Linked DNA regions of Mus musculus: regions 1, 3, 4 and 5 are each linked to region 2. The links are chromatin loops, found by intact Hi-C in ENCODE. Cell type or tissue: heart. All regions are shown on one strand. Each heading gives the region's core, and the rest is flanking DNA. Links, peaks and the distances in the headings are about the cores only.

What was found. Peaks named below come from ENCODE experiments on the same cell type or tissue, not always from the same donor. Only the 100,000 strongest peaks of a DNase experiment are listed, where the experiment ranks them.
Region 1: a loop joins it to region 2, with 4 times the contacts of the local background. A loop is called at or near these places in 3 of 42 quality-filtered maps.
Region 3: a loop joins it to region 2, with 2.5 times the contacts of the local background. A loop is called at or near these places in 17 of 42 quality-filtered maps.
Region 4: it touches region 2 in a loop (3.0-fold over the local background); 6 of 42 quality-filtered maps call a loop at or near these places.
Region 5: a loop joins it to region 2, with 6 times the contacts of the local background. A loop is called at or near these places in 39 of 42 quality-filtered maps.

The regions. Positions count from the first base shown.
Region 1 is chr9:42,162,460-42,168,771 of GRCm38, forward strand. No RefSeq gene overlaps it. Among named protein-coding and RNA genes, the nearest start is that of Gm39321, 24 kb to the left of the region's middle. In heart, for the core only: a CTCF peak has its summit at 2,679; no DNase peak of the experiment used is centred there.
Region 2 is chr9:42,238,288-42,244,599 of GRCm38, forward strand. Gm40515 (a long non-coding RNA gene) reads right to left here and starts at 3,341. Exons shown (of 2, transcript XR_870673.1): 1 at 3,134-3,341. In heart, for the core only: a CTCF peak has its summit at 2,640; no DNase peak of the experiment used is centred there; H3K27me3 peaks cover 873 bases.
Region 3 is chr9:42,121,339-42,127,650 of GRCm38, forward strand. Sorl1 (sortilin-related receptor, LDLR class A repeats-containing) reads right to left here and starts at 2,959. Exons shown (of 48, transcript NM_011436.4): 1 at 2,491-2,959. The coding sequence starts at 2,775. In heart, for the core only: a CTCF peak has its summit at 2,783 (motif pointing right); a DNase peak (open chromatin) is centred at 3,003; H3K4me3 peaks cover 1,989 bases; H3K27ac peaks cover 1,398 bases; H3K27me3 peaks cover 1,365 bases.
Region 4 is chr9:41,225,986-41,232,297 of GRCm38, forward strand. No RefSeq gene overlaps it. Among named protein-coding and RNA genes, the nearest start is that of 1700063D05Rik, 23 kb to the left of the region's middle. RefSeq lists an enhancer at 1,917-4,560. In heart, for the core only: a CTCF peak has its summit at 2,899 (motif pointing right); a DNase peak (open chromatin) is centred at 3,056; H3K4me3 peaks cover 925 bases; H3K27ac peaks cover 2,106 bases.
Region 5 is chr9:41,996,579-42,002,890 of GRCm38, forward strand. It overlaps Sorl1 (sortilin-related receptor, LDLR class A repeats-containing), which reads right to left. Exons shown (of 48, transcript NM_011436.4): 29 at 5,976-6,107; 30 at 4,893-5,027; 31 at 3,666-3,821. Among named protein-coding and RNA genes, the nearest start is that of Gm16214, 23 kb to the right of the region's middle. In heart, for the core only: a CTCF peak has its summit at 3,340 (motif pointing right); no DNase peak of the experiment used is centred there; H3K27me3 peaks cover 254 bases.

The sequences.
Region 1 (6,312 bases), core at 826-4,825, 76 kb before region 2:
TCTCCACTATTGTATGATTGATAGCCTTAGTTTATTTACCTATTCCCATGATACACCATTGGCAAAGGGAACCCAAGGGAGGGAGGACTTTCTGTGGCTCACAGTTTAAAGATACGGTAACCATGGTGGCAAAATCCAGGCTGTAAATGCTTGTACCAGCAGATCACATCAGATTCACAATCAGAAATCAGAGAATGAAGAATGTACAATACTGCTCAGTCCAGGATCCTAGCCAGGCAATGACACCACCCACAGTTAGTGGACCTCCCCACATCAATCAAGATTATACTACAGAGATGTCAACAGGGGCCTGTTGCCCACATGATTCTAGATTCTATCAAGTTGACAGTTAACACTATCACCATGGTCAAAGTGCTTTCTATTTTAATTTTCAGAACATATGTTCTCGTGCATATGTTCATCTATCAGGAATTCTGACTTTCAACTGTATTATAGACTAAACTAAGGAATGTGGTGGCACATGGCTGCAATCGCAGGACTCAGGAGTCTGAGGCAGCAGGAGCAGAGTGGATTTGAGATTAGCTTGGGATTAGCTTGGTCTTCATGATGAATTCCAGACCAGTAAGGGTTACCAATCAGGGCCCTCTCTATAAAGAAACAAACAAGATTTAAATAATTATCCACAAACTATTAAGCATCTTAGGAGGTATCAATTTAAAAACATACTCAACATCTTAACGTTTCCTTGTTGCTCAATTGTCTTCCTCAGAAGAAAGGAAAACACAAGCTGAAGAGACTGCCTAGCATGTGGATCTGCACAGGTGTAAAGATCTGATCGCGGGGCCCGTGGAAATACAGCTGCACAGGAGTCTGTACCCACAGTGCTGGGGGCCAGTAGGGACAGGAGAGTTGCCAGGGCAGCTGCCAGCCTAACTCAAGGTTCAGTGAGAGCTCCCATCTCCAGGGCATGCCAGGGAAGATGACCCAGTAGGACACCTTGCATACTCTCTGTTCTCTGTGAGTCTATATACAGGTGTGCACATGGGCACATGCACATAATCTGCATGCACACACATGTGCACATACACTGTGTGTACACACATACACTGTGTGTATCCTACAGAAAGCCATACACAAGAGACGATAAATATTTTTTAACATTCCAAACGAACCAACAGCCTTTGCTTATCCTCAGCACTGCCCCGTTCTTCTGCTTTGGTTTCTTGTTATCTGCTCCTGTCTGAAATACTAAATGGAAAATTCCGGAAATAAAAAATTCATAGGTTATGAATTGCACGCCGTTGTGTGTGGCACGCTGACATCTTGCACTGCGCTGTTCTACTCTCCCAGGTGGGCATCCTTCCTTTGTCAATAAGGTGTTGCTGGATCACCTTCACCACCACATGTTCCTGTTTATCGCTTATTGTTGTTGATTGTGCTTGGTTTATGGATCAAGCTTTAACTGTAGGCTTGTGCGGGGGACAGTATGTGTAAGGTTGGGTAGCATCTACAGTGTCAGGTGTCTGTTGGGGGTCTTGGGTAGTCTGCCTTTGGATGAAGGGGACCATGGGGAACTGTCCTCTTAGGCGGTTATACTTCTCCTGGAATTACTGCTGTCCAGTCAGCTCTGTTATCATGTACCTATCTCCACTTTTCTTTCCTTTTCTACAATAGTCCCCTTCATTTTTCTCCAAAGTTTGACCTGCCCCTCTGCTGGGCATTTTTATTTGTGTCTGTAGAGCATTCTTTCCTTCTGGGAGGTAGATGCTCCTCTCCTGCGGCTGTGTACTCCAAGGGCACATTTCTTTTTCTTACCCAGGGACAGGCAATGATCCAATTGGCCAATCAGAGCCCTTTTCTGTACTTTTCCAACACAACTGAGAGGGAATGGGGTTCTTTGCTTTCTGGTGAAAACATTCTCTTACTTAAGCAAGACCCAGATGGCTTTTTTCAATTGTGGCCCAAAGCTTTGGTTTCCGTATTTAGCCTGTGCCACCCTTGCCCCCACCACTGTAATTCTGTCCAGGTTTTTTGTTTGTTTGTTTGTTTCTGATTTTGGAAATTGATTGTTGAACATGAGGCTAGCTTAGACTGCATGAAATTTTATCTAAACCATCACAACAATGATTAGTGCTGCTGCTGCTGCCACAGCCACCACCACCATCACCAACAGCAACAACTGCCAGATTTTTTTTAAGCTCACTCCAATGGTTACAGGAGACACAGACAAACTTACAATAGAGCATAGAAAATGAAACAATGCAGAATATGAAGACAACTGGGGTTCAACTATATGGAGTTAAAATCACTCTCTGGCTGTGAGGGTTTATCTAGATTAGATTAGTGAGGCAAGAAGATCTGTCCACTGTGGGTAGCATCATGCCATAGGCTCGAGTCCTGGGCTGAATAAACAGGGAAAGGGGGCCTGAAGAGCATCCTTCACTGCTCTCTGTCTGTGGATGCAATGTGGCCAGCTGCCTCAATGACTTCCTCACCATCATGGACTGTACCCTTTATCTGTGAGTCAACAAAATAACCTCCTGCCTTGCTTTGTGTTAGATATATTATTAATGAGAAAAGGAATACTAAGCAAAACTATGAAAATATAAACAAGCCAAGTTAGAGCATCCCAGGGTAAAGGGTAGTGGGTAGAAAGTTACTTGCAGTTATCTGAAAAGCTACACGGAGAGATGCAGCTGTTACTTACCACCAGGAGGGGCATTGGTTCTCCTGCTTCAAGTGTGCTGCTACAAGGCAGATTTTTTTATTCTTTACAAAAGGAAATATTTCCTGACAGCTGAGATGTACCAAAAATGAAGTAAGAATGTAAAAATCTTACAGGTTATCTTTTTATTATAGCACGTATTTGCTGTTCAGAATAGTGGGATTCATTGCAACATTTTCATGTGTATTTGTAACTTAATTTGATCATGTTTTTCTCCATTAACTTTTCCTGTTGTGGATTTGGTCTAAGGCCTGCATTATGGTACTTTGGGCTCCCAAAATTGCACAAGAACCCTTATGTAAGATGCTGAGGGTCCCTGTTGGGTTCTTCTTGGTAAATAAAGTAGCTGCAGCCGAGGCTGGCAGAGAGAGAGGCAGGACTTTAGGATTTTCAGGAAAGGGGAACCAAGAGAAGAATCACCATGACTGAAAAGGAATAAGATGCAGGCTTGAGAGCTTCAGAAGACAGAGTACCAATCATGTAAGAGCCAAGGAAGATTAGCCCCGGGGGCACCCCTATTGGGTCTAAGGTAGCAAAGGTGGAATATAGATTTTAGTAAGTAATAACTCAGGAGTATTGGAGGGGAAGTATTAGCAACATGGAAGTTTGGGAGTGGCCCAGCCACTGATCTGATTAATGCATATTAAATATAAGGCTGCATATGTGTCTTTCATTAGGGGATCTAGAACATTGGGGAGGGTAGCAAGGAACTCGTGCCACCACCACCAGACAATATGAGTAGTGCTAATCACATACAGCAAAATTTTTTCCACTTTCCAACCCCAACTGGCTCCTTTTCCTTTTTCAAAAAGTTCCATCTTCATTCTTATGTAACTTATGTGTTTGTTAACTTACTTATTTAGATGGATTCTCCCTGTACAGCTCTGGCTAGCCTTGAGTTTGTGATCAGACTTCACTTTCCCTCTTTATTCATTCTAGGACCCTAGCACAGGGAATAGTGCTACCCACAGTGGGCAAGTCCCACCTCATCTACCTAACCTAATCACAGCCATGCTCAGCCCTCCAAGTGTTAGCATTATAGGCATACATTTTTTTAAAAATCTAGAGTCTTCATATAGAGAAGATACTTGATTATTTGTCTCTATGAATCCGGCTCGTTTTACTTAATACCCAGTTTTCTGCAAAAGATGTGATTTTAATCTTCTCTGTGGCTGAATAAAACTTCATTGTATATACATAATATACTTTTTTTTGTCTGCTCATTTATTGGTAGGCACCTAGGCTGACTCTACAACTTGGCTGTTATGAATAGAACTACAATAAATACAGGAAGGCAGACTTCTTAATTGTTGGTTACTGTTGAATAGACAACATTGGTGTAATTAAATCACATGAGTGTTCTATTTCCAGGGTTTTATTAATGCATAATATATATATATATTCCTATACCATTTCCATTTATATTTCTTATTTTGTTATGATGGATACTCTGCCCAAGCTAAAATGGAATCTCAGCATAGTTTTGATTTGCACTTCCCTGGTGGCTAAATGTGTTGAATATATTTTCAGGGATATACTGGCCACTTGTACTTCACTTTTTAGGGAGTGTCTTAGATACTGTTTCAAGAGACACCATGACTAATTTAATACTTATATTAAAAAAGCACTTAAGTGGGGACTTGCTTACCGTTTTAGAGACTTAGTCCATTATCATCATGGCTGGAAGCAGACAGGCATGGTGCTAGAGCAGGAGCTAAGAGCTTTATATCCTCATCTGCAGGCAGAAAGACAAAGACACTGGGCCTGCCATGGGCGTTTGAAACCTCAAGCGCATCCCCAGTGACACATCTCCTACAAACAGGCCACACCCACTTTGAGAATACCAGGTCTCCTAATCCTTTCCAAACAGTTCCACTAACTGGGGACCAAGCATTTAAGCATATGAGCCTATGAGGTATCTCATTCACACTACCGTAGGAAACTTCTGTTTGGGAAATTTCCCATCTATTGGTTATGTCATCCGTTCCATTGTTGCTTGAGGTTTTCTGTAAAGCTCTGTATATGTTCTGGATATTAATCCCCTGTTCAGTGACCAACTGATAAATAAAGATTTGTCTAACATTCTCTACAGTGCCTCTTCACTTTGCTGTTCCTTTTGTGTTGCAGAAGGTGTTAGTAGTGTCCTAAAACTCAATCCTTGATATTACCTCTTGGGTTGTTGGAGCCTTATTCAAAAATTCCTTTCCTAGACTTCTACTTTGAAATGTTGACCTTGTTTTTTTTTTTTTTCTAGTAGTTTTAAGTCTTATGTCTGTGTCTTTGGTCTGTATTAACTGATTTTTGTAAAGAGTGAGAAACAGGGGTCTGGTTTCATTCCTCTACATGTGGGCATCAGAATTCTCCCAACTTTTATTGGTGAAGACTATCTAGTTGTTGAGTATACATTTTTCTACTTTTGTCCAGTATCCAATGGCCTTAGAAGCACAGGGTTACTTCTGGGTCCTGGGACCTCTACTCTCTTGCATTGGACTATAGATCTATGTTTTACACCAATGCCATTCTGTTCTTGTCACTATGGCTTTGCAGTATAATTTGAAATTAGGTGTTGGGATACCTCCTGTAATGGTTTGTGTATGCTTGGCCCAGGGAGTGGCACTATTAGGAGGCGTGGCCTACCTGCTGCTATCCAGGTGCTACTTCCTAGGTTTCATGCATTTCCCTATTCTCTGCCTGAATTTTATTTGCTACAATAGAAAAAGAAATTGGAAAGTAATACAAGGGTTACTGTGATGTTTTGTATATGCTTGGCCCAGGGAGTGGCACTGTTTGGAGGCGTGGCCTTATTGGAGTAGGTGTGGCCTTGTGGCTGTAGCCTTGTGGGTGTGGGCTTTAATATCCTTTTCCTAGCTGCCTGGGAGCCAGTATTCTGCTAGCAACCTTCAGGTGAAGATGTAGAACTCTCAGCTCCTCCTGTACTATGCCTGCCTGGTTGCTGCCATGTTCCTGCCTTGATGATAATTGACTGACTCTCTGAAGCTGTAAGCTAGCCCCAATTGAATGTTGTCCTTATAAGAGGTTGCCTTGGTCATGGTGTCTGTTCACAGCAGTAAAACCCTAACTAAGACAGTTACAGATGCAGCAACTAGAGGAATATACTTCACTAAATCATGGTTTTCTTCTATGACAAATAATTTAGGAACAGACAGTCTTAGAAACTTCTACACTTTCCTAGTCGGAATCATGGTAAGTCACAGAAGGCATTCTCACGCTGAAAAGATAAAAAACCACAATTCCCAGACTTGCATGGGACTTTCCAGCTGTTCCCAGCCAACAGAATTAACTCAGGGCAGGAGAGGTTCCAAAAAAGAGGGGACCATGAATTCCGTAGGGATCTGTGCAGCTTAGGGCAAAATGAAAATATAGATTCCCACCTTCAAAATTATCAATAATTTCAACACATTAACACTATAACATGAGACCAAACCCATCCCATCTCTGAGCAAGGCTCTGAGCAACTACACAGGTTGGACACTCAGGGCCAGCCTTGGATAGATGGCAAAACCGTGTCCTCTGTTGGACCTATTTAAAATGGCAGGTTCACTCTGGGAATGTAGGTCAGTGGTGTAGTATGTGCTTATCATGTAGGGGCCTCTTTGATTTTCCAC
Region 2 (6,312 bases), core at 913-4,912:
CATATCATTCCTCTGCAATTAGTGGTTATGTTCAAGTGTTCAGATTTTTTTTTTTAGAAAAAAAAATAGGTCTTGTTTCAATTCACCTCACCATTAGGTTTGATCATAAAATGTTTATTAGAGTAAGATGTGCAGTTTCACTTGAACTCTTACCTTTAACACACTCGCCATCATCTGTCAGGAGTGGATCTTTCACAGTGAGAGGTATACAATTATATCATCCTGCCGAAACCACGAATTCAGTTTGCCAAGATTGGTTTCAAAAGTATAACATTTGGGGGGAGTGGGTGTGTTGGAGAAAAGAAAAAGAAAGGGGGTAACCGATGTAATTATATTTGAATTTCAAAAACTGAGTATCATTTTCGGAATTTTCTAGTCCTCACACTACAGCATATATACTATTTAAAATAACCCACTTCAATAAGGGTTTCAAGCTGTCCCTCGACTAATGCAGAGAAGGCTCCGCCCAGAACCTGTGATGCTCACACAGAAAATGAAAGTTACCATGGGCTGGCTCTCAGACCCTTGCTGGTGTAGACACACATGGCCACACTTCTCTCCCAGCCTCCCCTGGCATCAGAAAGCCACTTCTCCTCTCTTCCACAGCCAACGCCTTCTTCAGAGATTGCTCTCAGTCTTCAGCTGACAAGATGTCTCAGGCCGAGTCTCTGAGCTGTTCTCCCCAGCCCACCATCAGGGCACTAACATCCTCTGAGGTTCTCCCACCACATCCTGTCTGAACCTAATCCCTACTAACACTCGGCTCTGTATCCCGCTGTCTCCTCACATCTCTGACTACATCTTGGCATCATTCACCATAGAGTCTTCTTCTGCTTGGCCCTTAGGGACTGCTGGAGATGCTGGCCCTGGCCTTAGGGACTGCTGAAGATGCTGGCCCTGGCCTTAGGGACTGCTGAAGATGCTGGCCCTGGCCCTGTCCCCCAGCTCTGCTCACTACCTGGGTTATGGCCACATATTGCTACTCTCAAATCTGTATCCCCAGCCTCATATCTTCATCTAGTCTGATCACCTGCCCAGATACCCTTTTCAGTGTCTTCCCATGATCCTTTTCTACGATAAAACTACCTCTTTCCAGAGCCCACCAAGTCCTTTGGAATCCAGCCTCACCTTGTTCTCCAGCCTCCCTTCCTTTCCAGCCTTCCAAAACTTGGCCACTCAGCCAAGCTGAATCACCCTCAGTATCTTCAGGGTTCTATACTCACTTCAAACTCCGACCTTCCCTCTGTCTTGCTCCCTCTCTGCTGATGACCCCTCTTGCCTGCCACCTTCATTCCCTTAGTATTAGCTGTGTGAGCCTTGGGGAGAGCATTCTACGGGCTGTGTTAGATCCTGCTGACCTATGACCCAACAGCACTTCGGTATATCACTTACTAAAATATTGAATATGCTTTTAATGTAGTCTTTACTGCTTGATTCCATCTTCTAGCTCAGCACTTGATAAATATTTAGGTTGGCAAAATGATTTCAGCTAAAGAATGAATCTAACTGACAGTCTCTTATCCTGGCTTAAGTGTTTGAGACCTGTGTGGGGGTGGACCTGGGCTCTCCTATCTGCTAATTAACTATTGTTTCCAAACTGACCTGTTCCTTCACTGCTGTTAGGCAAATTTATAAGATCCTGGAGGAAGAAGCTGCAACTCACAAAGACAGCTGTGCTGAGACACTGCAGTAAGACTCAGGATGAGCAATTAACCAACCAACCAACCAAACGAGCAAACAAACCAAATCACATATCTACCATCTGATTCAGGCAACTCCTAGATATTTTGTTTTCCTTCAGGTTTCCTGGGAAGCCACATGCATACTCTAAAGCCTGAATTAAGGTTGATAGGTGATCATGAAAAGAGTTTCCCGTCATCCAAAAAGATGTTTACTGTATTTCTAAATATGGCATCATTAATTCTTAGATTTAGCACTTGCCTAACATATGTGAGTCCCTGGGTTCTGTCCCTAGAGCCACAAGGAAAGAAAGAGCAAAGTAAGTTAATTTGTATTGGAAAATCAAAATTAGATATGGAGACATTTAACCTTCTAGAATTGAGACCAGTTTTTCTGCAAACCTCCTGGGTCTCTCTGAAGCTCTTGAAGACATTTTCTTAATCTCTCACTCCTGGCTCTTAATCCTGCTGTTTAGAATGTTACTTGCCCGGTGGAGTCCATGTTCCCTGCCTCTGCCCAGAGCTCATCGGGAAGACTCCATCTCAGATAAACAGAATTTTCCTTGCCAAGCAAAGACATCCTTCACTCAACCATGACTATGGAGAAAGCCATTCTGGTGTCCTACAGCCCCACTGGTGCAATCTTGTCCCCACGAAATGTGCGCACACATGCATGTTGGATTTTATTTGGGGATTTGTTGTTCTGTGGGTTTGCCTGTTGTCAATGAGCCAAGCATGGAACAGGGGAGCTTTAACAGCCTTTGAAAGGATCGCAGCAGAGAGCTGATTTAGGAGTCGGGTTTTCTAAAGACAAGAGAGGGAGTAGATGACCTTTCCGGAACCCTCCAGTCTGAAGGTTTTATGATTCCATTCACGTCCTCTGTCTAGACATGAAATGTGGACGCGCTTGCTTTTATGGCTGCAACCTGAGAAAAGTCTAACTGCGCCACCTACAGTCTCATCCTAGAAACTGCTCTGCTTCAGCCAGGAACAGTACCAAACCTACCCCCGATACGACCCCCAAAAAAGAGAGGGAGAAAAACCCACTGGAAAGAACACATTTCAGAGACTATCCCCCAAGAATAAACTTGTGTTCTTGACCTAACCTTTAAACAAAGCTGTATAATAACTCTCTGTAATTATTTATTCATATAGACAATAGAAAATTTCGCTCTTCCTTTGACAAGCAGAGACAAAGACTTGGAGCGGCAGGTTAGCCACCCATGATTACACAGGAACCATGCTCAGACCACATGCTTTGACTATGAACTGATACTGGCATTGTGCCTCTCCCACAGTGTAGTGCCAGCATCAAGCTGTGCTGGCACTGTTTCTCCCCTCACACACAGGTCTTACATGCACTGTTCTACATCCCAGGCAGCCTGAACCTATCGTGCACCTTCTGATCTTATCTTTGTCCTTATAAATGTCTCCCTCCCATTTCTGTAACTTACCAGCTCCAGAAGAGCTCATGGCAGGGCAGCATCTTTTTCAAACATGCCAAAACCCTGACCTGGATACACTCTAATTGTCTCCACCTCACCTCACGGAGCCTCTCTGTTCCTCCCAAGAATCAGGTTCAACATTACAGCCTCAGAGAGGGCATCCTTTGATGTCATGGTGGAAGCAGTATCCCTAACTCTGTCTTACTCATTTCCTTTAAATTTCAGGTAAGTGTATCTTAAAGATCCTTATTTATCTGGGGATGGAACATGAAGCCCAAAGCTCTGATCAGTATGTTGGGGGCTCTGGTTCCCACACCAGGCTCTTACTAACACTGTTGTCTTTCTGCCATGGTCCTAATTGATGGCTTCAAGACTGAGTGATTGGGAAAGAAGACAAGAGGAAGAAGGAACACTTCCAAACCACATGAAGTTGTCTTTCCTAGCTCCCACCTCAAAGAGAATAAGAAAGAACTTATTTTGGACCTAAATGTAAGTGACTACAGTCCAAGAACACAGATTCATGTTGCCACAAATACTGTGCCCCGATGTGGTAACAGTTTTATCAAATTCCTATTGCAACAGAACAAAGAAAGTTATAAATCAAGAACTTTTAGAATACATTGGTGGGAGCATCAGACAGGTGGGTCTTACCAAATGTGGGAAGCTGTTATAGGTTACTTGTGTAATCTCATGGCACTCCTATCCTAAGCCAGTAGTTTGTTTCCATACTACATAAATAATGAATGACATTAAAGATGCTAAAGATAACCCAAGATAGTTTGGTTTGGACTGGTTACCTTCCAGCTCTCCACATTACAGAACGTCTCATTGATCAGTGATCCGATAGGGTTACCTCGCTAGCATTGCTGTGGCTTTTCCCCCTTGAAACTCCAGTTCACACTCTCCAAGCTCCACACCTGGGCCCACCATAGGCCCTTTCCTGCCCCCACATACCTGCCCTCTAATTACTATTCGTCTTAGTTAGGGTTTCCATTGCTGTGAACAGACACCATGACCCAGGCAATTCTTATAAGGACAACATTTAACTGGGGCTGGCTTACAGGTTCAGAGGTTCAGTCTATTATCGTCAAGTGCTACTCCCTCGGCTAAGCATGTACAAATCACCACATTCCACTCCCTGGTGCCCATAGGCTTGTTCAAACACAGGAGTCTATGGAGGCCATACTCAAACACAGCACAAGGCAAAGAACATTTAGTTCAACCTCAAAAGTCCCTATAATCTATAATCTATAAGCAGTGCTAAAAGCTCAGTCCTTTCTGAGAGTCACTGAATCACTTAAGTGTAATCAACTCTAACGTCAAAATCAAAAAGCAGATCACATATCTTAAACATCACAGGATATACATTACCATTCCAAAACGTCATCGTGAGGAAATATAAACCAAACAAGACCCAAATCTAGCTGGGCAAACTCAAACCCCTGCATCTCCATGTCTGATGTCAAAGCATTCTTCAGATATTCAACTCCTTTCAACTTCGCTGACTACAACAAACTTCTTTTACTGGACTGCTTTCACTAGCATCTTTTCTCAGCAGAGATCTCATGGCTGTAGTATCTCTAGCATCTTGGAGTCTCCAAAGTCCCTTCAACTTTACAGCTTCTTGCTCCAATATGTTCCATCCACACACAATCTTCTGGGCGTCTCAAAGGGGCTTGGGTCACTTCTCCAGCTCTGCCCTCTGAAGCACTCTAGGCTCTGGCTGACTCCACTCCAATGCTGCTGCTGTTCCTGGTGGTCCTCCCATGATACTGGCATCTTCAATAGGCTGGGGTTTTTCACTGCAACTAGGTTGCCTCTCATAGGTTCCCTTTATGGTACCAAGCCTCAGCTTCTTTGCATGACCCCTTCAGTCCTTGACCTTCAACTGCAACTGAGGCTGCTTCTCCAATGACCTTTCCATGGCCTCTCACAGTACCAAGCCTCAGCTGCTCTCCATGACACCTTCATGCCGTCAAAGCCAGTACCACCTGGGTGATTCTTATACATTATCAAGTCCAGCTGCAACACGAGGTACAACCTTGGCTATCTCTGGAACACAGCTTTTTAGGGCTCTCAGAAAACACTTCCTAGATTTCACTCTAGGGATTCTGTTCTCTTCTTAATCATTGCTAAGTTCTTAGTTCCAGCTAACAAGCATCACTTGGCCCAGTAGTCCCTTCTATTCTTGACTTTAAAGCCAGAGCCACATTGTCTACACTGCTGAGTTCTGTTGCTTACTGGAGCTGGAACATGGCCTCTTTGTTCTATTACATTATCACCAGCTTGCTCTCTTCCAACTTCCTCACTGCCTAAGCTTGGCTGTCCTGGAACTTACTCTGTAGATTGACTTTAAACTCAGAGATCTGCATGCCTTTGTTCTGGGATTCGTGCCTTGAGTTCTGGGATTAAAGGAGTATACCATCACGATTGGACCTAAGCTTTTATCTACTTTGAACTTGCTCTCTACCAGGCTGACCTTGAACTCAAAGATTCGCTTGCCTTTCTCTATAGGGATCAAAAATGTGTACCACCATGCCAAGCCCTAAGATTTTCATGGCCACTATTCCTCAAGATCTGGATCACAGCTGTGCTCTCCATTTCTGGATTGTAGTTCATTTCAGATTAAAAGTCCAAATGAAGCTGGGCATGGTGGAGCACATCTTTAATCCCAGCACTCGGGGGCAGAGGCAGGCAGATTTCTGAGTTCGAGGCCAGCCTGATCTACAAAGTGAGCTCCAGGACAGCCAGGGCTACACAGAGAAACCCTGTCTTAAAAAACAAAACAAAACAAAAAAACAAAAAACAAAAAGCAAAAAAATCCAAATGAAAACAATAACCAAGTTCCTTGTTCAACTGCAAAAGCATAAACAATAAGCTTAGCAGGGTGTGATCTTGCCCTGAGGTCACCACTCTCCTAATCTGTTTATCTCTTTGAACATAGGACTCGGCTTCATTCCATTTCCGGGTGCCTCTTCATTCTCTGAACGGTACAGTTCGTGTTTTTCTTTTCTATGCTGGTTATGCTTCATCAGAAAGCTCTTTATGAGAGTAAACCCAGAGGACAAAGTCTATGTTGGGCTTTTCTGAGGCTTCTTTTGTCAATGCAATTCATTGAAATCTCTTTACCGTAACTTCAGGTAGACACTTCAGACAAGCAGTCACATTCTTCACCAAAATACTCAGAG
Region 3 (6,312 bases), core at 1,097-5,096, 120 kb before region 2:
AGAATTGAAGGGAATTTATATAACTTGGTGCAGGGTAAGAGTTCAAACAAGCATACAGATTAATAACACAGCCGCATTTGGGGGGGTAGGGGGTGGAGGCACTATTCATACCTGGGTATGTCCCAGGAAAAACCGAGGTACACATATGGCCACCTCAGCTACAGAGGTGATTCCAAATAGACATACATCACCCCAGAGACCCAGAGAAGAGCCCCTAAGCCATTCAGTCACTGCTTCCTGAGCCTGTAGTCCGAAGGGCCTGCACCAGGTTAGAGCTTGTGGCAGAAATCCCATACCATAAAGTTAGGTCTTCCTTCTGTCTGAGTCCACTCCTCCACAAGGAAGGGTAATGCTATTTTTTTCCTTAACCTGTAGCAATAGGGAATGGGGGCCTAGGAAGGCAGCCCTAGTGAGGACGGGTACAGGAGGGATCCTCACTGTTGTGTGGGAATGCCTCATTCTGAGTCCAACTGTTGGCTGGATCTGCATCCTTCAATGGAACCAGTCTGGCTGGCCTGAAGACATGAAAGCAAAGCGCAGGGGGCGGGGGGTGGGGGGGAAGTGTTTGGAGAGGCTCCCAAAGAGGACAGAGTTCGTCTCTAGCTTGCTATAAATCCCTGGGAGATTTTCACAGGGCAAACCCTAAGGAAGGAGGAAATAAAGAGCACCTGCATGGATGCCACGGAGACTAGAAGGTGCCTCTGTCCACCAAAGCTAGGCTGGAGGGGACCTGAACACTCACTCCTCCCACACCCAGCCCACCCTCTCAGGAGCACAGCAGAGCTCAGCAAGCTGGAGAGACCCACCCTCGGCAATTCCAAGCTGCCATGCCTGCCAAGAGCAATCTTGCTGACTTCCAAATTACAAAAAGGAAGTTTCAGATGGGGATGAAAAGGGGGGCACAAGGATCTGGGCCCAAAACAGGGCAGGTGGGCTTCAGGAGTCTAAGCGCTGCACACACCACGTACACACAGACGCACACGCACATACATACACCATCAAGCAGTTACAGGTCATCTGGTATACATTCCTGCCCAGGGGCAAGTGGTCTGGTGGTGGGCAGATGTCAGCTACTCCCACCCACACACAACCGCCCCTCTGTCTTCATAACGATATATACATTTTATTTTAGAAAGGAGATGTTTAGGAAGCACTGAGCAGAGACAAGGTGACCCCCCACCTCCCAGCACCCAAAGGTCAGTGAGACCATGCAGGCAAGAGAACTACAGTGCTCACAGCCCTTTCCTGCGTGACCTTGGACCAGTCATCGCACCTGTCACAGTTTGGGTTTCTTCACTCAAAACGTGACACAATAGGGTGACACAATAGGGTGGCATGTTTTATGAGACGCTTTCTGGCTCCAGGAGTTGATTGCTTAACTCTATGTATGGCCTGAAGGAAGACTTTGCTATAGCCAAAATCAGTGAAGAAAGGCAGAACCCCCAGCTAATCACTTAATTTGTACTTTAGAAAGCAACAGTCGCTCTGGGACATGGTTGTGTTGGTCAGCTCCATCAGGCCCACCATTTCTCTCCCACCGACCTTCTAGTTTTGCTGATGTCAATCTTAACTGAAGGACTGGGAGTCTCTGAGTAGACAATAATACGGGCAAATTGATTCCACCAGCGCTGATACGAAGGGGGACAAATTCAACTTGGCAACCCAGCAGTCAGTGGGGGCCATGAGTGAAATGTGTGTTACTTATGACCTAATAAACCCATTGCCTGGATAGAAATAAATCCTTTAATGAATATTAAGCCCAGCAAATTTCTTGCAGTAGTCTCAAATCCCAAGTGTCATAAGAGATAGTTTCTATCTAAAATAAAGCCATCACCTTGAAGGGCTGGGATGGAAAGGGGACGGATTGATGTGCTGTACTCCCAACGAAGAGAATCCAGCCTTACACGCAGATATTCACGAGCTCACACGCACACATATGTCTACTGGGTACACAAGGGGCATTCGTAGCGCTTTGAGAGTTGCCCACCTTTACTGGGGTTCATGAGAATAAACATGGCATGCCCTCCTCTGCAATTCTGCTTAAGTGCTTTACAACTGCAGGATTCTCGCTCCCGCTGCCAAAGGATGGTACGGGAGTTGGGGTGGAAGGGAGGGGGGTTATGCCCGTTTTTATCCAGATGTAAAATTTATGCTGTACCCCTCAAAATCCTGCCAGAAACTACCCTAGTCTGTCTGCATACAGGCTAGGGAAGAGAGGCTCTGCACCCTTCCAGTTACCTGGAACACATCTGCTAAAATCGACAGAAAGGAGGAAAAAGAAAAAAGATCTATGCGACCAGAGTGCTGACGGCTGTACTCATGTGATGTACAGGGGGAAAGGAGAAGAAAAAGAAATGAAACAAACATGCCAGCCGGGAAGTCCCCAAGCGGAGCCAGCACCTGGGAAGCGACTGCAAAGGATGGGTGCGGGGGTGAGGAAGTGGTGGGAGAGAAAGGGGCTGGAAGGAGGTGGCTTGCAGAAGTGCTCACCTGTCCATACACCTGGATAGGCTGGGGCTGCAGAGCAGCGCTCCGCCGGGTCCTGAGTGGCTTCCTGGCCGCCGGGCTCGCCCCCGGGGCATCCCCGTGCGTTCCTAGCCGGAGATCGCGCGGGTCGCCCTGCACCACGAAGAAGCCCCGGTCCTGGGGCAAGGGCGCCGGGCCACCGTGCAATCTCTGCGTCCAGCCCCCGCCGAGAGCCCCGCGGGGTAGCAGCGCGACCAGGGCGAATAGGAAAGGGAGTCTCGACTCCCTCCTGCTGCTCCGTGTCGCCATGTTCGGGCGAACGCTCCCGCAGGTGGCGCCGCCGCCAGGAGAGAATGTGCAGCGCGCGCCGGGACAGCGCGGGGCCAGGGCCGGGGCCGCGCGCGCCGCTCCCGGGGCTCCAAGCCGCCCGGGCCGCTCCGCTGCGCCCGCCACCGCAGCCACGGCCACCGCCGCCGCCGGGTCCCGCTCGCTCGGCGCCGTGCCGTCACGTGTGAGCTCGCAGCGCGTCCCCCTTCGCGCACTTTCTCCGCTCGCTGCGACTGCGGCCCCGCCCCCTGGGATGGGGAAGTCAAGGCAGGGAGCGCCCGCCTGAGGGCACCGTGGTCCCCTTCGCGCACACCTCGCCCTCCCTACCGCAGTGAAGAGTTGCGTGGGCGCCGTGCTCTATTTCCCCGGGTTGAGTTAGCTACTCCATGGGCTCCTGGGGTACCCTGGTCGCCCCAAACTGCCATCAGTCTCTGCACCTTGTGCAGCCACTCAACCACCTTCCTGGGCCTTGGCCTCATGTTCACCTCCAATGGAAAGCAAACCACAGAACTGGCCCTTAGCACACCAACAAAGTAAGTCAAGATGAACCTGCTGGTTTGTGAAACTTACGTGGTTTCAACTACCAGAAATGCGCTTGAAATGGCTACAGCTCAAACTACCTTTGATCAAGCTGAACTAACTGCCCCTGCGTCCAGCAGAGTATAGCAGACAAACACCCTGCCCAGAAGCAGTAAAACCTAGGCTATACTTGCTCCACCTGGACAACTACACTAGGCATGGCCCAGGGCCCTACCAGCCTCCTGCTTTGGTCCCTTAAGATGTTCCAGCATTGAGCCACTCTCAGAGCTAAGATGTGTGTTTCAACCAAACACCATTAGTTGTAAAGGCTGTAAAGACTGCTCATGTACTGGAGGAATCAGATGCCCAAAGACGGGGTGCACTTTCAATGCACCTTAAAATCAGCTCCAAGAGCCAGATTGTAACCGCTTTTATACATTTTTCCCCCAGCTGGTGGGAGCAGTTAAGTATTAACCTGTATTTCATCCTAGGTCTCTCCAGACTCCAGTCCTGGTTATTGGGATGACTCAAAGCCGTCCATTGGTTTAGAGAAGGGAAGGTGATCTCTCTCGATCTCTCTCTCTCTCTCTCTCTCTCTCTCTCTCTCTCTCTCTCTCTCTCTCTCTCTCACACACACACACACACACACACACACACACACACACACACACACACACACACACACACACACACACACACACCTTTCTGCCACTTCAGCAAGCCCGGAGCTTGGTTCTGTCTCTTGTTTACTTGCCATTCAACTTCAGTCTAGTTAGCCTAATCTAGTTCCTTCGTTCCTCCCTCCCTCCAATCTATACCGCTTTGGGCAACCCGCCAGAACCTGTCATGATCTGAACTGGGTTTGTCCCTGGGTTGAAGTGTATTGCCATTGTGGTGGGTGCCTTTAAGGGTTGATTATGCTATTGAGAGGAACCGGGCCTTTCTCAGTGGAGTAAGTTTGTTCTCCCAAGAACAGTGGGTAGAGCAGTTGAACTTTAGCTCCGCCTAAAGCAGTTCTCATAAAGCAAGGAGCCCTCCTTGTTTTATCTCTAAAACAGCTAGACCTCCTATGAGCTGAAGCAGCATCCGGCTCTTGCTGGAAGCTGAGAAGGTGCCAACGCCATGCTCACAGACTTCCCTCCCAGCCTCTGTAACTATGAGCTCAAAATATGACTATCACCTGTGAAAGAATGCCAGCATCCCTTCATCTCCCTCAACCCGCCCCAGCTGAGGTTCTGCAGCCTCCCACCCTCCCACAACCCTTTCCCTCCCCAACTCAGATGATTGTTGAGCCACCTAACTCACAGCCACTGAACCATCAGCACCTCTGCCATCTTTGACTCCCAGGAGAAGACTAAAGGAACAGCCTACAGTCAGAACACCCTGCATGAGATTTGATCATCGGTTGTTTGTCAGGCTATCTTTAATGAGAACCATCTTCGATGAGTTAGGCTCTCAGCAGAAAACAACCCCAAGCGGCTTCTAGTTGTTGTGTGGAAGACAAAGCGGTCTGCCCCTGTGAACTGCTGGCTTCAGCTTCAGGTGGCAATTTGCGTGGAAGGATTAGTAGGGCAGGACCAGCTACTTGCTCATTTTGATTTGGATTTGTAATTTCAATGCTATAAAACTGGCAAGAATGCTTGAACACGGTTAATTTACTCCTCGAATGCCTTCCTCTCTAATCATTATCTACATTCTAAGCCATTCTTAGGTGGATAGTCGGCTCTCGGGGAGACCGTGGGCTGCAGAACCATGGGGCACAGGAGAAAGAAAGCACACTGAATTTTTTTAAGGCAAAGGCCCAATTCTAGCTATGGGGACTTGGCTGAATGCCCTCCCTGGAGCTTCCGTTTTCTCACCTATAAAATAGAGGACTTAGTTCTTACCCCACCTCTGCTAACAGTCAGAGTACCAAGCAAGTGAGCTCGTGTATGTAAAAAAAAAAAAAAAAAACTGTGACACTCCCCACAGCAAAGGACTGTGCAGGCAGCGTTGGAGGTCTGCATGATGGTTCTGGTCTTGTGGCAAGTTTCTACATGGGTTTGGTGGGTTTGTTTTTTCTTTTCTCTTTTGTTTATGCTTTTGGGGCAGGGGTTAGGAGGGTTCCCTGGTCGGTAAGATTATTCTCTACCTTTGGGACTCCTACAAGAGCGTGAGAGGTGAGAGCGGAAGAGCCACAGGGCAAGTTCACCCCGAACAGGAGTCAGAGCTGAGTTGTGCAATCCAAGCGGGGTAGTTTTCCTAACTTCAAAACCAGATCTGGGTTGTAAAAAAGCTTGTACTTCCTCCATCTCCCCAGGGCCATAGACAAGGGGAAGATGTATTCTAGCCCTCTCTGCCCTACCCACGGCCTTGCTATGATGCTGGACAACATCACTACAAAAATCAATATGCATGGATCTATACATGGACAGCTTAGCAGGGAAAGGTGCGGTGCTTGTTGCCAAACCCAGTAAGCAGAGTTCAATTCCCAGGACCCACGTAGTGGAGAAAGAGAACCAACATCTACAACAAGTTGTCCTCTGATCTCCATATGGGGGCCACACTTTCACACTTGTGCACGAATGTATACACACACACACACACACACACACATATGAATGTGTCTTTCGTGTGTCCATGCACATAAACAAACATACAAACACACATATGTATGATAGCACATACCACACATACATACATGAATAAAGGAAACACCTAGCAAAAGCTGAGTATGGTGGAAGACACCCATACTCCAGCACTTGCGAGATTAATGTCTATAATCCCATTTCTGGGACGTTGAAGGCAAGAGGATCATGAGTTTGAGATAAGCCTACGAAACTTAGCAAGTCCAATTACTCACGAGCTGGCTCAGCCAGAAAAGGCGATTGCGGCCAAGCTGGATGAGCTGAGTTTGATCTCTAGGACCCAGATGGTGGGGGCAAACAACCAAACTACAAGTTGTCTTCTGACGTTCACATGGATATAACTCACAGGTGGAGTGTTTACTTAAAACACCCA
Region 4 (6,312 bases), core at 939-4,938, 1.0 Mb before region 2:
TGCATTTGCTGGGTAAGACTGTGTTGGTGAGATGGCTTGGCAGGTGAAGATCATCCACTGCAACTGTCGGTGAGTGAGTGGTAGTTCAGATTCCATTGAGAGAAGGTACCTTGTGCTGCTGTCGAAATAGCGATATTTGATATTTGCTGGGGGTTGTGCTGGCCAGGTTTTTAAAAAATTATGTTATTTTATTTTACTTTTTAATATTATAGCAGACAGCAAGGGTCACCTTTATACACAGAACTTCTGGATGTCTTCTAGAGCCAAATAGCACCTCAGACACTTTAAGACATTCATTGCCCAAGCTAATGAAGTGGCACAGCCAGAATCCAAAATCACCTTTATCTGTTTTCCAGATGGCCATTCGTTCTAATGTCCATATTAACTGTATTGGCGCAAAGATAAAAGGGCGTGTCTGGGGACCACAGAATGCTCTGGTTCTTCTGCACACCCTCCAGGTGTCTCCAGGAACTTCCTAGTTCCTCTTCTTGAGGGGCTTATTCTTCTCTGACTCAGCCAGGGTTTATTGAGTGCTGAGTTAGGTGCTGTGCTGGGTGAGGCCCCTCAGGCAGCTCAGTTTCTAATGGGGAATGGATATTGCATCTAATGTATCTTTCTAATATATCGGTGGGCAGACAGGTCTCTGTGTTGTGTTTCATTCCCACAGTGAAGACTTTCACTACCGGCCTGGATGGAGTTTTGCACCTTCTGCAGCAGGTCACCTGCTTTCCCCACACCAAGCACCACCAGCTGTAGATTAACTGTAGTCCTTTCCGGTGTGCAGGGAGACCCTGGGGTGTGCAGATATAAACACACATGGATACATAGCTTCATGACTTAAGTTACTGTTCATCTCAGGCACCGATGTGTCTCCTGCACCATATATCAAGGGGGCATATAATTCTTCATTCATGATAAATTATCCAGAAAGGCTAAATTCCATCAGATTCAGCCAGAATTTATTATCTGACGCTGAAGAACAAACAGACCGTCATTCCCCAGCTGCTCAGAACATATGTTTGAAGGGAGATTGGGGCCCCTTTGGTCCCTCTGATCCTCCCTGGATCTCAGAGCCAGACCTTCTGAGCATCTTCATTGGACTTCCTCTCAAGAGCGAGGACACCGAAAATGAGTCGTGTTTCAGCAAGATGCAGTTCACAGACTTGGTTTGAGATCTCCACTCTTCCGTCGGGCATCTCATTTCCTGCAACGTTGACATTTGTCTCCACACTGCAGGCTGGGCAGCTGCCCTTCTTGTGGTTTTGCCTTCCATCTTGAGGCACTGTGCCTGACCTGTTTGCTCACCAGCTCAATAACTTAGCTTCATCCCAGTGGATGAGATTTGACCAATACATTCGTATGCCAGTGCATCTGAGAACCACTAATGGGCAGAAACCAGATTTTGATTTTTATCCTGTTTTGTGAGCCACTCTAGCTTATGCGTGAGCTTATTCTCCCCGAATCATGCTATAGTTCAGCAATCATTGATGACCCTGGGTTATATAGCCAACAGTTTGGAAGATCCCAATCCTGCTTTCAGTAGTCTTCCAGCCTAGTATCTCTTGACTGTAAAACATCCAGTGATAGATAATCCAGCCAGCGTGGGCTGCCCCTTGTCGCAACGAAATCACTTCTAGGTAGTTATTTCACATCCAAATGAGCATCTTTTCTTTTCTTCCCCCATCTTAAATCATTCTACCTGCCTCATTAACTCCCGTTCAGCCCCCAAATACCCAAGCAAAGCCCTTCCATTTATTTAGACAGTCTCTGATTGCATTTCTTCCCCCTGACTGGAGTGATGACTCTTACTTGAGACAAATATGGAACTCCTTACTACACTCGATGGCAGTTGTTTTTTCCTGTGCACACCCCACTAGTCTGCAGCATTCTGAGCTCAGTAATTATAATTTGCATATGAAGTGTGCCCCTTGTCAAGGATCACATGTGAAGGGCTCTATTCTCAACGCGACAGTCAACAGTCGAGCGAAGGGAAGATGACTGGTTCCTGAGGACTCGGAACTAATCTGTAGATCAGTCCATTCACAAGCTCATAATATGATGGGAGTTGGTAGAGATAGGAGGGAAGGCCACACTGGAGGAAGTAGCCTCTAATGATGTATTAGGAGATGTATTTTGTCTTTATTAAGTCCCTTCCCATCTCCTATCTGTCCCAAGGAGGGCCACTTTGCTCTTTGCCCTCATGTTCTGCCTCACCAAACACTGGACTGGAACCAACAGATACCAATGACAGTGGACAGAAAGATACAAATCTGTGGGCCAAAATAAACCCTTCCTCTCTTATGTCATTTCCTCAGGCATGTGTCATGGTGCTGCAGATGTGCCTGACACTCCCACACCCTTCCATCCTTCACCTAGAACTCTCAGCAGTGGAAGTCCCTACAACAGTGCTGTACCGTGTTGCTTCTCAAGCCGAATGCATTCAGCAGTATTGACGTCCTTGATACTATTTGGTTTTGAAGACAAAATCAATTCTGTTAGGAGGGATGATCTGGAAAGTGTCCCCAAGTGGCATGTTCTCATCTGACATCATCACACGAAGATTTTATCAGGCAGAGAGATGAAGAGGTCATTTCTAGCAGTGGAATTAACACAAGCCACTTGGGCACCAGGGCGGGGTCTGGAGTGGATTAAGAGCTGAGGGAGCTGTACTAAATAAATGATAGGCCATGGAGCTCAGATCGTGGGTTGGAAACTTGCCACTGGCTATCTCTGCAGGATTGCTTGGATTCAGCAACTATGGAGTCCATCACCGTCGTCGTCGTCCTAGACGCTGTTTACAAGAGAAATCGTGTCCTATTGTAGACTGTCTTCTATGAGGACAGGAATATTCTGAGACGTTGCAGATTTTTTTTGTCTCCCGGCTCTGCCACTGGAGGTCACTGTTGTACCATCGAAATGAGTGAGAAGCCCCGCCTGATACCCTTTTGAAGTTGGCTTCCGCCAGGAGTGAATACAATACCCTCTGGGTAGCTAGGAAGTCCCGAGGTGCAGGCTTCTCCCTGGCTTCGTGGAAAAGTGGCCTGGTGACCTGCAAAAAATGACTTCGGAAGAGCGATGTCCGTCTGGAGAGGGACTGCGGGTGGGAGAGCGGTGCTGGGAGGGAGACGTCTGTATCGCATTAGTCTGCGTCTGGCGGGGAGGGGCTGGAGGCCCTGGCGGGTCAAGGCAACTGCTCCCTGCTGCTTTCTGGCGCGAATGTGGAATCTGGTAGTGATTAGAGAAGGTTATTGTCTTGGGAGTGCAGGGAGATCGGTAGTAATACTGCTTTGAGCGTTTCTGACCCCATCTTAGAAGGCCTCTCCCACGACTCTCCTGCTGGGCTCTGATTTTAGAGCCACTAAGCAAAGAAAGACAAGGAAAACTGAGGCCTATTCCTTAAGCCTATCCACTCCCCGGGGCTTACAGGGGACACTCCAGGAGGAGCACAGATGAGAACACACATCCCTAGACAGAAAACCCCAAGTAAGCCTCTATTTTTCTTAGCCCTCCTTCCTGTGGAGTGAATATCATTTGGTCCATTTGTTATGAGAAGAAACAGAGACTTGGAACTGACATTTGAACCCGAGTCTTTTGAAATATAAAGAGAATGGATGGTAAAATAACTACTTGTGGTTACTGGCTAAGAATTCTGCCCTTGAAAATTTGGAGAAAGAGCTCCTCCCTGTGCAGCTTCGACAATAACCCACTTCAAGGCGAGCTGAAGCCAGGGTACCTTTTGGCGGCACCTTTTTCTTCTTCTTTTTCTTCTCTCCTTCACTTTCTCCCCATCTCTTCCCCTGGGTTTCACTGCATACCTCAGGTTGACCCTATCCCTTCTCTTCTCCCCACGTGCTGGGATCTGACGGTCGGGCTACTCCTAGATCAGAGTGGCTCTCTAATAAGTCATAATCTGTTTATAGCCATTCATAAAAGCAGAGTGCTTCTGTGCACATTAGCTAATTTGGCTCTTATAATAACTGTCTTATCCCCATTGCCGTAGACAAAGAATCTGAGACGCTGAGGAATTAATTTGCCGAAGGTGCTACAGTCAATGATGAAATTCAACCTCGGATCTTTTTGCTCTAAATACAGCACCCACTGCCCATCACCCATTGCCCGATACCAGTTAGTCTCCAGGTAAATATTGGGTGATGGAGTGATGCTGTGTATAATCTAGCTAGCAATAAACTGATCTTAAGTTTAGGTAGCATTTTATCTCCGAAGATGGTGCTCCAACCCAGGAAGATTACACTGGAGACCCTGCCTCAAGGGGACGGAAGACTTCTGAAAGTTGTCCTCTGACTTCCGCATGAGCGCTGAGGTGCATGAACACACACGCGTGCGCACACAAACACACACACACACACACACACACGCATACAGACACACACAGACACACATATGTGTGTGCACACACACAACTCATGCACGCATGCAAGAATGCACGCAGTATACCCATAACCACACATACACGCAGGCATGTGCACATATGCATGCGTATACATTTATTGTGTGTGGATGAGTGCTCCCATGCCATGACTGGCATGTAAGGGTCAGAGGGCAGCTTGTAACTGGACTCAAATAAATTTCTAAAACTTTTTAAAAGGGTGAAGATTACAATTTATCTATCTATGTATCTATCTATGTATCTATCTATGTATCTATCTATGTATCTGTCTATGTATCTATCTATGTATCTATCTATGTATCTATCTATGTATCTATGTATCTATGTATCTATGTATCTATGTATCTATGTATCTATCTATCTATCTATCTATCTATCTATCTATCTATCTATCTATCTATCTATCTTGCAGTTCACACAGCTCTGGGGTGATTAATACATCTTCTTCCTGTTCCAGAGGTACCAGATTTAGAAAATAAGAACCCAGAACTCCTAAAATTAGATTTCTTATGGGGTTATTGAGACATGTATGCTAACAAGCCAACTGTTTATCGGAAATGTAAATGTATCTGACCATTGTGCGCTTTCATCTGTCGACTGTACCCTGTCTCCAAAGAGAGAAAGCTGAGCTTGGTGTTCTCTCAAGCATGCTTGAATTTTGGACATGACTATGTTTTTAAAAGGACAATTTGAAAACACCCTATCAATGTACCAACGTTCAAATTCTCTGTTACAGTTTCGTCAGAAACCCTTTGAACTGTGCTTGCTTCACGGTATCCCCTCATGGAATCATTTTTAAGTGAATCCTAAGGAACAAAACAGTGGCAGAGCAGTTTGAAAACACAAAGGGCCTCAGGACAATTGTGAAGGAAAGCAGAGCAGATCACTGTACCAAGTACCCCAGGGAAACCACACCGTGGAAAGGAATCCCTGAGGAGGGCCGAGTGGAATATTCTCCCTAGGCACACATTTAATCAAACTTCAAAAGAAAGACAGCCATTCCCTTTGGAAGCCATTATATAATGAAGTCAACCCTGCTTTCAACTCCAAAACTAATTACTGGATTTATTCTTCTTACTTAATCTATTCCCAGGTATTTGGACAAAATGCTATTCTCTATTACTTTGCTAAGACAAACAGAAACCATAAGTAACATTAATTTGTCCCTACTAGGTGTGCGCATGCTGATTTTAGAACTACCAGTCAGTATTTGCATATAGAGGAGTCATCACATTTATAAAGAAGGCCCATTACACATAGAGAAGGTTTTTAAATCTAACACACATCAAAGTAGATCCTGGTCTCATAAGGAAAACATCTTATTCTGCAAAGACAAGACACATGGCTCTTTTTAAGATAAGGTCTTACTCCATGACTCAGGCTAGCCTGGGACGCACTGCATAGCTCTCACTGGTTTTGACTGTGCCACAATCCATCTTCCTCAGCTCTTTCTAAGTGCTATGATTACAGGTCTGATTTACTTTATCCAACTTGGAATGTTTGGGTCTTGAAGTCTTAAAGCCACACACTGAAGAGTGGACAACTCATGTGTACCATGTGCACACATAAATAAACCATCACCTAGCACCTGTTAGGGTGGGTATTACTAAACACATATGTAAGTGTTGGTGAGGATGTGGGGAGCAGACCCATGTGCACAGTTGATGGGAATGTCTATCATTACTGTTATTACGAAAAATAGTGTGTATGTTCCTAAGAACTAGAACCTTTATGTGCTCCTACAATCCCTCATTTGATTATGTAGCCAAAGGAAATAAAAAGAGCATCTTAAAGAGGTAATAGCATCCTGCTGTTCATTGTAACAACGTTCATAGACACTGCAACCATAATAAAAGGTGAATGGACAGATAAATTGTGACACATACATATGAACACATACGTAT
Region 5 (6,312 bases), core at 990-4,989, 240 kb before region 2:
CTGGACCCAGCCCCAGGAGACGACTGCCCATATCTGAGTAGGCCAGAAGCCCGGCTGACTGTGGTTTGTAAAGAATCAAAGTGGGCTGTCTGAGCAGCCTTACCTGAGAAAGAAGAAGCTACTGGTAACAGAGGTACTGACTTACAGTCAGTCAATGAGAAGCCAAGACACTTCCCGAGAGCTCTGACATGAGACCTTACAGTATAGGCAGGAGGCCTAAGTACACTGACAGCTTCATGGATAAACAAGGAACTTGCCAAGGCCTGGGGTTTCCTAGCTAAAGGCTAGCCACAAAGCACAAAGCCGACATGCTCAGTAGTGTGCTTGGAACCTATTAGTGCTCAGCATTTTAGTTCCTGTTCTAAAACACATGTAGCTATAAAGAGTTATCTAAGGAAAGCCTTTAGCCTCAAAAACAAAATAAAATGCAACGTGTGCATGTATGCATGCATGTGCATGTGCGCGCACACAAATGTGCACATACACGAGTGCGTACACAGTCACACACATGCATATACAGACACACAAGTGTGCACACACAGTCACACACATGCATACACACTCATGCACACAGACACACAAGTGTGCACACACACTCATACACAGACACAGGAGTGTGTACATACATGAACACACACTCATACACACGTACAAGTGTGCACACACACACTTACACACACACTCATACATACACAAGTATGCATACACACCTACACACAGATGCACACTCATGCACAGACACATAGACACACATACAAGTATGCACACAGACACACACACATAGACACACACACACAGACACACACACACACAGACACACACACACAGACACACACACACACACAGACACAGACACACACACACACATAGCTCTAAGAAAGATTGTTTGGAGGAAAAACAGCTTTATAGGAAACAAATGTCAGGAGGCTGAGGAGATGGCTCAGTGACTAAGACCCACTACCCTGAGGACTTGATTCTGAATACCCAGCACCCCTGTCACAAAGCAGAGCAGATTCAGTGAAGGGCTGTTTCAGAGCATGAAGCTGAAAGCGATAGAGAAGACACCCAATGCCAATGTCCTGCTGTGGCCCCTGTGTGCGCACCCACAGGCACACAAATTGTGCAGGCATCCTACACATACACACCTCGCCACCAAACACACACAGACGCAAACTTCGACGCCAAATGTCTTTAGTATGCTCGTGGGCATACACATATTCTCCATGCAAATGGGGACAGTACTGAAAGGAACAATAATAAACATGAAAAACAAGTGAATCCAGAATAACAGAAACGAAGACACTCGGAGGAAGAGCTGGTGACGTGAGGCAAATGTCACAGAAAGCAGTTAGAAAAGATACAAATCTTTATAGCTAAAAAAGATTTTAAAAAAACACAAAAAACAAACAAACAAAGAAACAAACCAAAAAGGCAAGAGTAAGGATCGCAGATGCAGATGTGGTGACTCGTGCCTGAAATCCCAGACACTCAGGAGACAGAGGTAGGAGGATTACCACAAGTGTGAGCCCGGTCTGCTCTACACAGCCAATTGCAGGGCTACACAGAGGGATTTTGTTCAAACAAAACAAAACAAAACAAAACAAACAAACAAACAAAACAAAAAGAGCATGAGGAGATCCAATCAACAGACAGTGACAGACAACAAGGTCACCAGGAGAAGAGAGAGGCTTGCTCCATTAACTAAACAGTTCCAGGAAAGATCCCTCAAACCCCGACACGTGGATCTCCACACTAGATGGGAAAAGGATGTACATCGAAGCACAGCCTAGTAAAAAGTCAGAACACAGGAGCCAAGCGGGAGATATGATAAGCGAGCAGAAAACTTAAAATGAAATGGCTCACGTTGGCCATGGCTTTCCTAAAAGCTACTCAAAGGACAACCGCAGAGGCCTTCCAATTCTAAAGCAAAGCAATTGACAAGCTAGTCTCCTAAATCCAGCTCAGATCAATCAAACCTGAAGACAGGGCAAAAACAGTTTCAAACGTGTCAGTCCCCAGATCTCTCTCCACGTATTCTCTCCCAGGAACTTTCTATATTAACCACGAGAGAGAAGAAGAGAAAGGAGAAACATGGAGACATAGTGGTGGTCAGCCTCACAAAGACAACCGTACAGGAGCATCAGGAGCAACGGGTAAGAAGCACAGGAACACGGCCTGAACAAAGCACGCCGAGATGCTCCTACGGCGTTCTCAGCCACCGCAGCATAGGAGCCACCCAACACGGTCTCTGCAGGCTGTGCTACAACACGCTCCGAGGCTAGCCTGGATACACAGTGAGAGCCTCACTCTAAAAAGTAACTAAGGAAGAGAGGTGATAGGAACAGAGCAATGGGAGAGGCAGAAGAGCAAAGAGAAGAGAAGGGGCGGTGGAGAGCAGAGGAGAGGGCTGGGGAGAGGTAGGGGGAGAAAAGAAGAATGAAGAGGAAGGAAAGAGGAAAGGCTGGGTGTTGGGAACTGCTCTCCTGGCCTGGGAGGATAGCTCAGTGGATAAAGTGCTTGCCTTGCAGTAATCCCAGGGTTCCTAGGATGAGATGAAGACAGAGAGTCCCCAGTCCCCAAGTGTCGGCTAGATTGGCATATGCATCTATACACAGCAATAGACCCTGGCTGTCCCAAACAAGATGGGATGCAAGGACCAAAGATGTGGTGGTCTTCTGACCTCCACACATGTGAACAGGTATGAGTACACACACACACACACACACACACACACACACACACACACACACACACATACACACACACACGCTGACATACACATAAGGGGGATTTTTAAAAAAATTGATCTTCTACAAGACCACAGGGAGAAGGGGCAAGGTGACAAGTTGAGAAATAATGTAGGTGGCTGTGACCAAGACACATGGTAAACATATATGGGAATATCATAATAAAACCCACTATCTTGTACAATGAATATACACTTACGATTTTTAAAAACCAAAATTTAAAAAACGAATTAGCAACCCACCAGTTAAAAATGACTGCCTAAGTTAAGATATTTGTTTAGCAGTCACAGCATCTTCCACCACTAGACCGTAAGGCCTCCTCTGATTTTCCAAGCAAGAAGCCACTGGTGACTTTTAAAAAGGGAAGTGCTGGGGTGTGCACAGAGGAAGAGGATCTCTGCAGACCTAAGATTGGGCTCTGAAAAGGACTGTGCAAAGCAGTCCAACCAAGTGTCAATTCTCCTTTCAAAAAGCAAGCTTGGGACTGCTTGCAGTTCAGGGAAAGACACGGCCCCCTCACCCCAGTTCTGCCTACAGGACAGGTGACTTCTCAAAGGTGGACCTCAAAGATCAGGTTGTACAGACCTTTCCGCTGTTTCTGTGATCAGCCACTAGATGGCAGTGGTCACCCTTCTTTTAGAGGGAATGCCAGCCAGCCAACAAGCATAAAAATGATTCTTTCCCCTAAGTTTTGTACACACACAAAACACTGCCTTATTACCCCATCTGTAATTCCCCACTGTAAGGGAAGCAGGGGTGGCAGGCAGGGGAGTGGGACTTTTCTGGCCAGAAACACACAGAGCAGTTTAAAAGCTGGGATGCTTCTCTTGGGTTGCCACACAGTCTTGGTACACAATACTCCCAGAGTCCCCTCCAGGAAAGAAAATGCCAACTGGGCACATCAAGGCCAGGACTCACCTAGAGAGGGGCAGGCCTCCTCATCAGAGCCATCTGCACAGTCCCTGTAGCCGTCGCACACCCAGGTGCCCATCACACAGGCCCCGCTGCTGCAGTGGAAGTAATTGGGCAGACACGTGGAGGGCCCGGGGGTCGGGGAGGGTAGAACATGTGAATCTGAGGAAGAACAAGCAAGGAGTGTTAGTAGAAGTGTTAGTAGAAGATTGATCACCAATTAAAAAACGTGTCCCAAGCCTATGTTGACATCCCTGTTGCACCAGCCCAAGGAGACCAGTGTCAGACACAGCCTTGAACATCAGCTCATGTAAATAGCATTTATATGGGGTATGGAAGGGGTTTCTGAAGAGATGGCAGCCTTTCCACACTGCTTAGGGGAGTTAATAAGCTACAACACTTGCAATAATGTAACAGTCGTATACATTTGCTCTTGCAAGGGCTCCTGACTGCTGCTAGAGGAAGCGGGTGGACAGGCAATAAGGAAGGCCCAGGTGGCTGGACCATTCTCACCCAGGCCTAGCATGGCTGTAGATAAAGCATCAATGGCCCAAGGTGAGAAAGCAAAGGGCAACAGCAGCACATGTTCTAACCCGGGGCCCCTGACTATATTGAAGTGCACTGGTATGGGGTCCTCTGACATTTCAAAGATAGTCCAGAGAAATGTGGGGGCGGGGGCTGCACAGCAAACGTTAGAATCAAGGCTCTGGGCTCCCTCAGTCAGCCCTTCAGAAGCAGGAATGGGTAGCCTTGGAGACGGTGAAAACTGATCACATAGATTGGAAAACAGAGAGTGGGGATCGGGGCCAAGGGCCTGAGTTCAATCCCCAGAACCTATACAAAATGCTAAGCATAGTGGAGCATGCTTTTGTGTCCACAGTGGGGGTGGGGGGGGAGGGTAAGACAGGCAGACAGGCATCTCTGGAGTCTGTTGGCCAGCCAGCTAAGTCTAATTGGTGAGCCCCGGGTCCCCAGTAAGACACTGTCTCATAAACCAAGGTGAAAAGAGACTGAAAGCCGACAGCGGAGGTTGACCCGTGGCCTCCATGAGCATCTGTACAGACATGCAAAATGAGAAAGAAAGATCACAGAAGAACTCAGCATCACAAAAAGCCAAAGAGTAAGGATTAAGCCAGGCACTCTAGAGAGAGTGGGGGTCTGCAGCCAGGCAGGGCTGTCCTGCTGCCCAGGCTGGGTGGGGCTCGGGCTGACCCCAGTACCTGGGGTTCTCACCTCCACAATCCTTCTCATCAGACCAGTCCCCACAGTCGTTCTCTCTGTCACATTTCCACCTGTTGGGGATGCAGTGGCCATTCTCACAGTGGAACTGAAAGTAACGGGAACAGTTTGGGGCTTCCGTGGGGTTTTCTGTAGAGATCAAACACACCAGTCATTTCCACTGCACCGGTGTGAACTAGAGGATTCATCTATGTTTATCTCCCCAAGGGCCAAGTCCTAGGGCACCTGTCCGACTCCCTGGAAGAACATATGGCATCTTCGTGGGTCCAAGGAGGGGTAAGGAACACATGAAAACTCAACAGCACCCCATCTTCTTAGGCCCCAAGTCCCACTTCTCTGACCTATTCTGCTACCCTGAGAATGGTCACTCTGAGTTCTAACCATGACACTTCACCAAAGACATAGTTTAAGTGTGAAGACAGCCCAAGGATGATGGTATGGTCTGTAACTGGCAGAGGGAGGTACACTCCTCAGCACTGAACATCATGACGGCTGATCTCAGTCAATATACAGCTGGACTCAGAATCGTCATGGAAACACACCCCTGGGTGTGCCGATTATGGTCCTTCCAAAAATGTTTAGCAGAGCAGGAAAGGCCCATGCTGAGTCAGGGTGGCGTGTTCCACCGGCTGCAGCCATGGACTGGGTACAAAGGAGAAACTGAATCGAGGGTCCGCACTCACTTCTCTCGGCTTCCTGACTCTGCGTGTGGTTGTCTGGGGTCACTGTTGTCATAATCCCCTTGCCTGTGCCAGACTGCACCCTTACACTGTGTGCCAAAATAAACGTTTCTTCCTAAACGTGGCTCTCTTGTGCATCCTGCCACAAGAAAAGGAACCAAGATACCATTCTCCCTTACCCACTATCTTCCGAACATGGGTTGTGGCCCCGTGAAAAAAGGGAGTGGAATGAGCTTTCCCCTAGCACCTACTGGATGCCAGCTTCCCTGTCTGTTCCTTCCGTGAGGACTTGAAAGCCGGCACCCTGTGCTGCTGAGGCAGCAGAAGGCACTTGAGCATCCTCCATCGCCTGTAACAGGAAGGCTGGCTGCGGGAGGCGGGACTTCCGGCATCTTACCACAGTTGGCCTCGTCAGAGTAGTCCCCGCAGTCATCCATCCCATCGCATTTCCAAATCAAGCTGATGCACACTCCGTTCTGACACTGGAAGCCGAACTCATCGCACTCCTTGTGGAACTCGGGGTCTTGCGCTAGAGGGCGAGAACTGTCGGTCAAGCCCAGGTTACTTCCACGCTGGAGAGTTCAGAGCAGCAGGGCTCCTTGGTAGCTAAGGTCCTACGCTGAGAGCTAAGGGAGCCCTGAGAAATCAAGGCGGGACCGGGTCTCAGCAGAGCACACAATAACTAATCCATTCCGCACACTCACATGGGGCATGGACAGGGCCAAATCCCTGAG